Regions from separate parts of the Homo sapiens genome. Here region 2 is linked to region 1. The links are chromatin loops, found by intact Hi-C in ENCODE. Cell type or tissue: lower lobe of right lung. All regions are shown on one strand.

What was found. Hi-C counts contacts between places; a loop is a spot of excess contacts. Peaks named below come from ENCODE experiments on the same cell type or tissue, not always from the same donor. Only the 100,000 strongest peaks of a DNase experiment are listed, where the experiment ranks them.
Region 2: it touches region 1 in a loop (2.7-fold over the local background); 77 of 110 quality-filtered maps call a loop at or near these places.

What each region holds. Positions count from the first base shown.
Region 1 is chr1:154,491,193-154,496,192 of GRCh38, forward strand. All of the region lies in intron 2 of SHE (Src homology 2 domain containing E), which reads right to left. Among named protein-coding and RNA genes, the nearest start is that of TDRD10, 8.5 kb to the right of the region's middle. In lower lobe of right lung, no CTCF peak of the experiment used is centred here; a DNase peak (open chromatin) is centred at 2,239; H3K4me3 peaks cover 897 bases; H3K27ac peaks cover 4,142 bases.
Region 2 is chr1:154,543,996-154,548,995 of GRCh38, forward strand. TDRD10 (tudor domain containing 10) reads left to right here. Exons shown (of 13, transcript NM_182499.4): 9 at 1-115; 10 at 377-522; 11 at 800-954; 12 at 3,414-3,484; 13 at 3,683-4,152. The coding sequence ends at 3,715. It overlaps UBE2Q1 (ubiquitin conjugating enzyme E2 Q1), which reads right to left. Exons shown (of 13, transcript NM_017582.7): 13 at 4,582-5,000. Among named protein-coding and RNA genes, the nearest start is that of UBE2Q1-AS1, 7.1 kb to the right of the region's middle. RefSeq lists a silencer at 2,438-2,732 and an enhancer at 2,816-2,905. In lower lobe of right lung, a CTCF peak has its summit at 2,615; a DNase peak (open chromatin) is centred at 2,586.

The DNA.
Region 1 (5,000 bases):
ATGCAGATACCTCATCTCTTAACACCTCATAAGCTCCCGACTGTTTACTTAAGAAGTGAAGAACACTGAGAACGGCATGGGAGGCTTACATGAGTAGGTCACTGTCTTTCTCCCCAATTTCTCAACACTACCCTGCCCCATCTCCCCATAATCCAATTCTTTGCTCTGACCAAGTGGAATTTCTGGCAGTTCCCTGCATACTACACTGTCTTGAGCCCACCGGTGTCCTGGCGATCTTGCAATCCTTTACAATCTAACTCAGCATCTTCTCCTCTCCGGAGAAGGCTTTCCTGCCCACCTTCTTCTCTGATACCCCACAAAGTTAAACAGGTGCCACGGCTGGACCAACGCACTCTCACCCTGCTCTTCTCCCACTGCATCCATTTATATGTTGATGTGTCTGTATTTTCAATTTGGTGGAGTCTGCCAGGGCAGAGACCACCATATCTTGTTTATTACTGTAGGACATATCATTGTGCTAAATAATGACTGGATGGATGGATGGGAGGAGAGAGGGAGGGGAGGGAACTCAAGAATGTCTCCAGGCAGGTGACAGTGTGGATCTGGAGGAATACGTCAAGGGGTTAACAAATGGATCGTTGTGAATACTGTGAGAATGAAAGCAATCACAAGAGAAAAGGACGGCAGATTGAAAACGAGAGAGGATCAAAGGCAGAATCTGGGACTCCTTCAGTTATGGGTGGCTGGAAGGAGGTGCCAGCAAAGAAGGCTGAGGGGTCAGGTGAGGAGGAAGAGGCTCAGGAGACCGCAGGGCCGCAGACACAAAGGGTGGAAAGACTTTCTATCTGTAACTTCAAAACAGGTGTGGGGATGGTCCGTGGAGAAATGCCACTGACTCATTAAGACCTCTATAACAAAAAGAGGGCAACAAATGAGGGAAACGTTATTAAAATCAGGACACCAAATTCAAAAGTGCAAAACTTAGGTATAGGCTGAGGTTATAGTTCTCTGCTGACTAGGGGCTGTCAGCAGCTGTCTCAAATTCTGTGCAGGGACAGCTCATTGAAATCACCCGCGGGCTTTCACACACACTGCTTTAACCACCAGAGGTTCAGATTGGATTAGTCTGGGGTACAGTGTGGGAGTCAAGAGTGTAAAAATCCCCCAGGTGATTCTAAAGAGCAGCTAAACCTGAGAACCACTTCCACACCTCCTGGGTGTCCACAGTCCCCATCTTGGTTCCTCATTCTCCGGAGCCTGTCATTGCTAGTCCCATCCTGAGGAGAAAGGTACTGCCTGTGTCTACCACTTCCACATCAGAATGTAAGAGTCGGAAGAACTGTCCCTGGCCCCCACCCCCAGGCCAGGCCAGGTATCTGGGGTTGTCTGAGGTCAGAGCTGCATCTCCTGAGTCCCTGGACTCTCAGTCCTACAGTTTTTCTTCTTCCTTGCTTACTCCAAACAGAGCTATGGAAAACAAGAAACAAAAACATACTCTGTTCTTGGTTCAATTAAGACAAGGCTGTAATTTTTTTAAAAGGAACTTTTCTAAAGAACTAAGAAAAGGGAAGCAGAAAACACAAAGGAGTTCAAAGGATGAATATAGAATACAATTTTAAGGTTTCTAATCATAGTTTACACTCAGTTGAGACCATCTGGCACAGGCTGGGGAAACCCTTTCCCAAGGTCCTTGCTGCAATTCTGCCCCAGCTAAACTAAAAGGAAAAAGAGGTGATTCTAACATTAAGACAGAAGGAGCCCTGCTCACAAGGACATTTCAATACATTTGGATTAAAATGTACAGGGTGGATGGGCAGTGTTCCTACCGGGCCTTCCAGCCCACCTCCCCTAAAATAAAATAAAATGATGTATAGTGATTAGAATCTTGAGTTCTTATTACACACGCGTTTGAGTTTTTACTTTTGCAACGAGGTCCTTCTATTTAGACAGTCTCCCCACACTTAGAGTTCTGGGAGATACACAAAGCATGGAGTTGAGAATGCTTTCTTGCAGGGTCCTGGGATTAGGCAAAATCTGCAAACTGCTATCATCTTTTGAAACAATGTTTAATTAGGGGAAGAAAGGGCTTGAGCACAGGCCTCCCCTCCCCACACCACCCCCCTCTTCAAGGGGAGTAACCTTCCAGTCCATTCCAACACCTGGCTGCCCCCAAACCTGAGGCGCCATAGAAACAGAAACAATCGTGGGGCTGCAAGCCGACCCTTCCTGCAGGGAGAATAGCCCCTGACGTGCAGAGCTGGCTCCAAGAGGAAACGAGCCTGAGAAGGAGGAAATGGCAAGAGGAAGCTACACCCTGGCTGCCGATAGAGGCCATTTACCACAGCAGACAACAGAATGCAGGGGACGGGCAGCAGATAAACACTCATTTGCAGCCTGGGGCTGAAGCTCAGCACTGACCTGCACCTACTAAAAACATGCAGTTGGTTGGTGTGAAACATTATAGGGGCCCAAAATTTTCCCTTCTCAATCCCCAACTCGCTGCAGGTAATTATGTCATTCACATGAAAACACAAAAACAAGAAAGTCTTAGCAGAAGACTAAGATTTTCTTTTACTAAATTAACTGTAGTTAGCAATAAGTATTGCCCTATATGGTCCAGAATGCTCTTTGGAAATATAATTGTCTCTGGAGTGTCTAACTCACGGCTGTACTGACTAGGTATACACCTGCTAGGTGTATTATGCCCAGAATCTCACTGATGCCTCACTAAGGCAGTGACAGATGTGTTACCCCATTTTCACAGGTGAATACACGGAAGCCACAGTCATGCAGCAGTTATGGTGAGGCCAATTATTACCAACTCCAGAGTCCATGCTTTATGCTCAAATGATTTCACGTAAAATGTTAATTCCAATTTCCAAATAATGTGCCTTTTCCCCTAATCCATTTTAACCCATTTCATGTTTCCAAAACATTAAACTTGGAGCCTCTTAAGACTCTATTTTCCTCCTGGAATCAGAAACAGGGCTGCCCGACAATTTTTTACTCATATCTTTGATCAGTGCTCAAGCTTTTAAAATTACTTTAATATTTTCTTATTGAATAAATCTAAACATCTGAACAAAAGCAGGTACAATTCAGAAACCCTGAAATTTAGCGAGGAGAATAAAGACAAATTAAATCAAAACCAGTCTTCATTTGCACTTTTTTCCATAAGAGGTTTTTTCTGTTTAAATCACAGGCAAAGACAGACATAACAGTTTTTTTTTTTTTTTTTTTTTTAGAGATGGGGTCTCACTATATTGGCAAGGTTGGCCTTGAACTTCTGGCCTCAACTGATCCTCCCACCTTGGCCTCCCAGAGTGCTAGGATTATAGGCATGAGCCACCGGGCCCGGCAGATGGAGTTTATAGTTTTTTTTTTTTTTTTTAATGGAGACTCGAACAGTGAGGTTCTCTTTTAGATTTGACTATTTAAACAAACCAACAAAATCATTTGGAAGTAAAAATAAAATTTTAAAAATAATCTTTGACTGGAGCTCAAAAGCTAAAACCACAGCTTGCTGAATGACATGGTATTTTCAGTTGTGTAATTTGAACAAATTATTTAATCTTTCTGAACCTAGGTTTCCTCAACTGTATAAAGAAACCCGCTTGCACGGTGGCTCACTTTGTGGCTGGCAATCCCAGCACTTTGGGACGCCAAGGCAGGAGGATGACTTGAGGCCAGGAGTTCGAGACCAGTCTGACCAACATGGTGAAACCCCGTCTCTACTAAAAATACGAAAATTAGCCAGGTGTGGTGGCAGGTGCCTGTAATCCCAGTTACTTGGGAGGCTGAGGCAGGAGAATCACTTGAACCTGGGAGGTAGAGATTGCAGTGAGCTGAGATTGCACCACTGCACTCCAGCCTGGGCGACACAGCGAGACTCCGTCTCAAAAAAACAAACAAACAAAACACTTTACAGGGTTGCTGCAAGATTTAGTGAGGTAATTTGGCCAGGCTGGTACCTAGTAAGCTCTCAATTTACAGCTGTATGACATCAACTGCAGAAAGAATCCTCATGCTAACTAGCCAATGGGAACTTTTAAAGACCTGTCCGATGCTAATGTTTCAAAGCGGTGGCTAAAACTCCTAATGCTAGATTATGTAGAATATTTCTGCCAAATATTTAGCTAAATATCTTAGCTAGAATATTTAGTTAAAATGTTCCTGTGAATTTAGCAGAAAAGCAACAGAGGTTTATATTAATATTGCCTTGTATTCAGTCATATCTTTTTATGAACAATCCTTTGGATAAATCTCAGTGATAATTTACTCATAAACTCATAAATTCTTAACTTTTAAAAGTTAAGAGCAAAGTTTTGGGGGGACCCAGGCTTCCTGGGTCCCATAGCGATTTGGCCACAGGAAAGCCATGGGCTTCTCTCAGTTTCCTCTGCCCCTGAGGTAGATGCTGGCTCCTATTCTCAACTTCATGGCACTTATCATGCTTTTCAATGACTTATCTTCTTTGCTGGTAGGTCTGTTTCCCCCTTAGGCTGTGAGGTCCAAGGGCAGAAATCATGTGGGTCTTGTTTCCTGTATGCCCAGAGCTCAGGACAGGGCCTAGTACATAATAAAAAAAAAAACCTCAAGAAATATTTGTTGGGTATTCTAAAACAACATATGGGCAGTATTCTACACGCCCAAGATATTGTTAAAACCAGGCCTGTAATTCCCATTTCACCGGTAGAAAAAAGGCAATGCAAAGAATGGCAACACAGATTTAACCACTCCACAGTTCAACTGTGTTCATTAAAATCCTTTCCATCTTCAGAAATGCTGAAACAAGTAAAAAAAACTCTCATTTCTCAAGAAAGACGGGAAATTTCCGAACTTGGACTTGACAATCAGGTACACAAGGAGCAAACTGAATAAAAAAGTAAAAGGTTTAAAAAACAAAAAACAAAAGCCCAGCAGCAAATCTTTTATTTCTAGCTTCCGATAAACTCACTTCCTGTTATTCTGTCCAGCTTGTAACCTACGGGTAGAATAAGAGGTAGAGTCTCTACACTGATTGAGAAGGTGCTTTGTGA
Region 2 (5,000 bases), 53 kb after region 1:
CTTCCGAGACCTGAGCTGGCTGGCACTCATCCATAGCGTCCGTGGGGAGGCGGGGCTGCTGGTGACGAGTATCGTCCCGAAGACCCCGTTTTTCTGGGCTATGCACGTCACTGAGGTATGGACTGGTTGTTGGCCCCCTCAGGCTCCTGTGCCTTCCTGCGTGGCCTCCCTAGGGTGGGCATGGTGACGGGGCCGGTCAGTGGTGGAGATGCAGGGTAACTACGGTCTGATCCTGGGTTCAGTCTCGTTCTCTCTCCCACCTCATACCTGATGGCCTTGGGACGGATTAGCGGTGCTAACATAACAGGTGACGTCTACGGAGGCAGATTTGTAATGCAGTGCAGGCAGTGGGGCCGTTGCGTTTTGCACCCCACAGGCTCTGCACCAGAACATGCAGGCTCTGTTTAGCACCCTGGCTCAGGCGGAGGAGCAGCAGCCCTACCTGGAGGGCTCCACCGTTATGCGCGGGACTCGCTGTCTGGCAGAGTACCACCTGGGGGATTATGGACACGCCTGGAACAGGTGTGTGCCTGGGCAGGGGTAGAGTCTATGGGAGAGGCGTGCAGGGAAAATGCTCCCTTCTTGCATTCTCTTCCTTTGGGCTCTGGTTTTTTTTCCTGTGGCTTCTTCTCTCAAAATCATCTTTATCCTTATTTCCTCACTCAAGGATTGGGGAGAAACAGAGCAAACTCGCTCTTCCTCCCTCCTACCTCCACTTTCACATCCACTTTGTTGAGGACTGCTGTGCATGGCACTAGGCGGAATGATTGTCCTCTGTCTTTCTCTTTTCCTCTGCCAGGTGTTGGGTGCTGGACAGGGTGGACACCTGGGCTGTGGTCATGTTCATTGATTTTGGACAGTTGGCCACCATCCCTGTGCAGTCTCTGCGCAGCCTAGACAGCGACGACTTCTGGACCATCCCACCCCTGACTCAGCCATTCATGCTGGAGAAAGGTGAGACATCTTCTATCTTCCTCCCAAGGGTTTCAGGGACAGGAGAAGCCATGGTTGCTTCTGGGACCTGAACAGGAAGCAGCATAGTGGGCGGCCAAGGTGCTTCAGTCTCTCTTTCCACCCAACCCCAGTTTTCAGCATATGACCCCTGCAAAGCTGCCTCTCAAGTGTTGGTTTTCATGCCTGGGATCTGGAGCCCAAGATCCCAACAGGGACCTCAGATGCTGCCCAAAGGCTGAGTTCTCTGGAAGGGGAGAGAAGAGGGCAGATTTCCCACCCCTGCTTCCACCAGAGCTGCTCAGCTTTCATCTGTTTTACATACTTGGCGTGTTGCTTCAGATTTCACTGGAAAAAGATTCTGCCATAGAAGAAAACTAGCACTCGAATGCCAGTGCTAGACGCCAGAGCACAGCACTTAGCACTGCACTCTCCTAATGTGATTCATTTAGCTTCAGACACCTGTGGGTTTCTCCATAGGTGGAAATGAAGAGGCCCCTTCTCAAGATCGAAGTTAGGTGAAATGTAAAAGGATGAAAGAATGTTTTAGGGGGCAGTCAGGAGAAGTGGAGGTGAAGAAGCATACATACACATACACAGGAAGTAAGATGGAAAAGTTTTATTTAAAAAATTTCTTTTTTTTTCAGAGGCAGGGTCTCACTCTGTTGCCCATGCTGGAGTGCAGTGGCATAATCATAACTCATAGCAGCCTCAAACTCCTTGGCTCAAGCAATCCTTCCACCTTGGCCTCTCAAAGTGCTGGGATGACAGGCATGAGCTGCCGCGCTTAGCTGAGATGGAAACGTTTTATAGACAAACTAAGTCTTTTTTTTTTTTTTTTTGAGATGGAGTCTCGTTCTGTCACCCAGGCTGGAGTGCAGAGGCGCAATCTCGGCTCACTGCAACCTCCGCCTCCCAAGTTCACATAATTCTCCCGCCTCAGCCTCCCAATTACAGGCACGCACCACCACACCCAGCTAATTTTTTTTTTTTTTTTTTTTTTTTTTTAGTAGAGATGGGGTTTCACTATGTTGTCCAGACTGGTCTCGAACTCCTGACCTCGTGATCCGCCCACCTCGGCCTCCCAAAGTGCTGGGATTACAGCTGTGAGCCACCGTGCCCGGCCCTCAGACAAACTAAGTCTTGAGATGGAGTCTTGCTCTGTCGCCCAGGCTGGAGTGCAGTGGCGTGATCTCAGCTCACTGCAACTTCTGCCTCCTGGGATCAAGCGATTCTCCTGCCTCGGCCTCCTGGGTAGCTGAGATTACAGGCATGTGCTACTACGCCTGGCTAATTTTTATATTTTTAATAGTGACGGGGTTTCACTGTGTTGGTCAGGCTGGTCTCGAACTCCTGACCTCGTGATCTGCCCTCCTCGGCCTCCCAAAGTGTTGGGATTACAGGTGCGAGCCACCGCACCCGGCCAAAATATATATATATATAAAATATATGTATAATGTAATTTATATATTACGTATATATTATATATATCACGTAATATATATTATATATTATGTAACATATATAATATATAATACGTGATATATATAATATATATATTTAAAGATGGAAAGGCATCTCCCAATTGTGCAGGGCCAAGGCTTCCTGGGAGGCTGGTGGGGCTTGTGCCCAGTGGGCAGGGAGCACCACCCAGAGGTTGTCTTGGGTCATTGCATGAAGAGGGTCCCTGCTGCCCAGGCTGGGAACAGCCAGGCATCAGGAGCTTCTTCAGGTGACCCAGGGAAGAGGAGCTTCCTGTTTCAAAGTGCAGCTCCCAGCCTGTCAGAAGGGCCAGAGTCCCCAACCCAGAGATAAGTCAGACAAGCGTCAGTTTTCCTCCCTTTATGGATGAGGAAAATACAGCTCAGAAAAGTGAAATGAACTCATACTTAATAGCAAGAAAATGGCATAGCTGGGGATGAAACCTAGGTCTGACTCTTAGTGATTCAGTGTCATACATACAAACAGTCCCAGAGTTTGGGGACTCTGGTGGGATGGTGGGAGTTGCGTGAGGGACGACATCCTGGGGAAAGGTGGGTTTTTGATGAGCTCCCTGCCTGGTTCCAGCATGTAAGAGTGCTTGCGTCTCATGGTGAAAACCTCTCTGGTTTTAACCTTCTTCTATCCAGCCGGAACTCTCAGAGCAGAGTTCAGTGAACGTGATTTTCTGTCCCCAGTAGAATTTCTCATTAAAAATCCCAGATCCCTGTAATTATTTTAACAAGTGCCTCCTCCCTTTATCTGCTGTTATTTTGCCCTCCCCCTATGCTACCTTTTCAGCATTTATCATCTCATTTGATCCTGGCAGCAGGGATTTAGCAGGAACTAGCAGAGACTTGCTGGTTGGAGCTGGTTGGCGGCCAGAGCACTTTCCCTGCAGCCCCCGCCTTTTGCTTCCCTCCTTTGCTCCTCCTGCCCAACCCCGTGCCACTGAGGTTTTGTTGTTGTGTCTTGTTTTGCAGACATTTTGAGTTCGTATGAGGTTGTCCATCGAATCCTCAAAGGGAAAATCACTGGTGCTTTGAACTCGGCGGTAACTGCTCCTGCATCTAACTTGGCTGTTGTCCCTCCACTCCTGCCCTTGGGGTGTCTGCAGCAGGCTGCTGCCTAGGCCTGGACACAGTATTTACCTGGCATTCTTTTAGATCAAACGAACTGGTTATCTGAGGGGTTGGGTGAACTGGCTCGGGTGGGCCTTCCTTCCCACCAAGGCTTTGTCTTTCTCTTCCAGTTGCACATCCTAAAGTTTGAAGAGTCTAAATAACGGGGCTTCCCTCAGCATGTTCCCTCTCCTGTTTGCCACGGATCCAGAGGCCACCTGCCCTGTCTTCTCGTACCCCTTTCACTCTTGAGGCCTGGGAGGTGAAAAAGGCCAGACTGTGCCCAGGATTGATTCAATTTTGCTTTTACTCCCAGCTTCCCTCTCAAAAGAGAGTGAAGTCTCATTTGTCATGTGTCTTCAGTTCCCCAACTTGGCATGAACATTTGAACCAAACATAGGAAACTACCATTAGGTTGAAAGCCTGAGGCAGCTGGGATGGTCTTTCTTGTGTCTCTTCTTTGCACCCCAGAGCATGATATAAGTGGTCCTAACAGATTCTGGATAATGGAGAAGCCCTCTGCTGGTTTTCCTGGCATTCCATGTAGAATAGGTAGAGAATATTTAACCAATGAGCAAATAAATGTTGGCATGTTTCATGAGTTTGGAGTGATTGATACTTCTTTCCAGCCACCCTTCCACTGCCCTGCCGTGCCCTCTAAAACTGCTGCAGTGAGATTAGAGCCTGCCAGTGTGGGCTCTGGGCCATGCAAACCCTGCCTGGGATATAGATACATGTTTGAAGTGTAGGGGAACAACCTAAGAGTTAGTTTCATTATTTCTCCTTGCCTTCTAAGTGGAGAGAAGAAAATTGTTTCATGATGATATGGCCTTGTTTCTTTTTTATACTTTGTACTTTATTAGAACCCTAAACTTAAGGTCATAAAAGGGAGTGCTGGGTTTGGCAAGAAAAATGGAGGATTCTCTTAGAGTTAGTTGGTGTTATGCAACTCACAGGGGCAGGCATTTCCCTCTATGTCAAGTGAACAGGAACCCCACTGTTTCTTCAAATAATTTTATTAGAGCCAAACTATTTAAATAATTTTATTTGTTTCATCCTTTGGTAGATGAGAAAAATACATTACAAAATACATTATACAGAAGACAGCTCACAGTACACATTACTAAAAACACAATCTACATTCCAGCCAGGGCTGGTGGTAAGTTCAGAAGAAAGCCACAGAGGCCTTGAAAACCAGATTTCAGCTCTATGGAATGAATTTTCCCCTTATGTCCCGTCTTTATCTCAACCTCAGCATGTTTTATTAGCACCCCTAATTAGGTGGGTGTGGGTAGAGTTAGAGCAGCATTGAGTGGGACTGGTGGACTCTCCATCCACCTAAAGCAGCAAACATTAAAAGTCCCTCAAAAGAAAAGGGGTAGGGGAGGGGAAAGAATGGCCAATGTGAAAATTGCTGTGTCTCAAAGCATTACAGAACTGCTCTAGCAT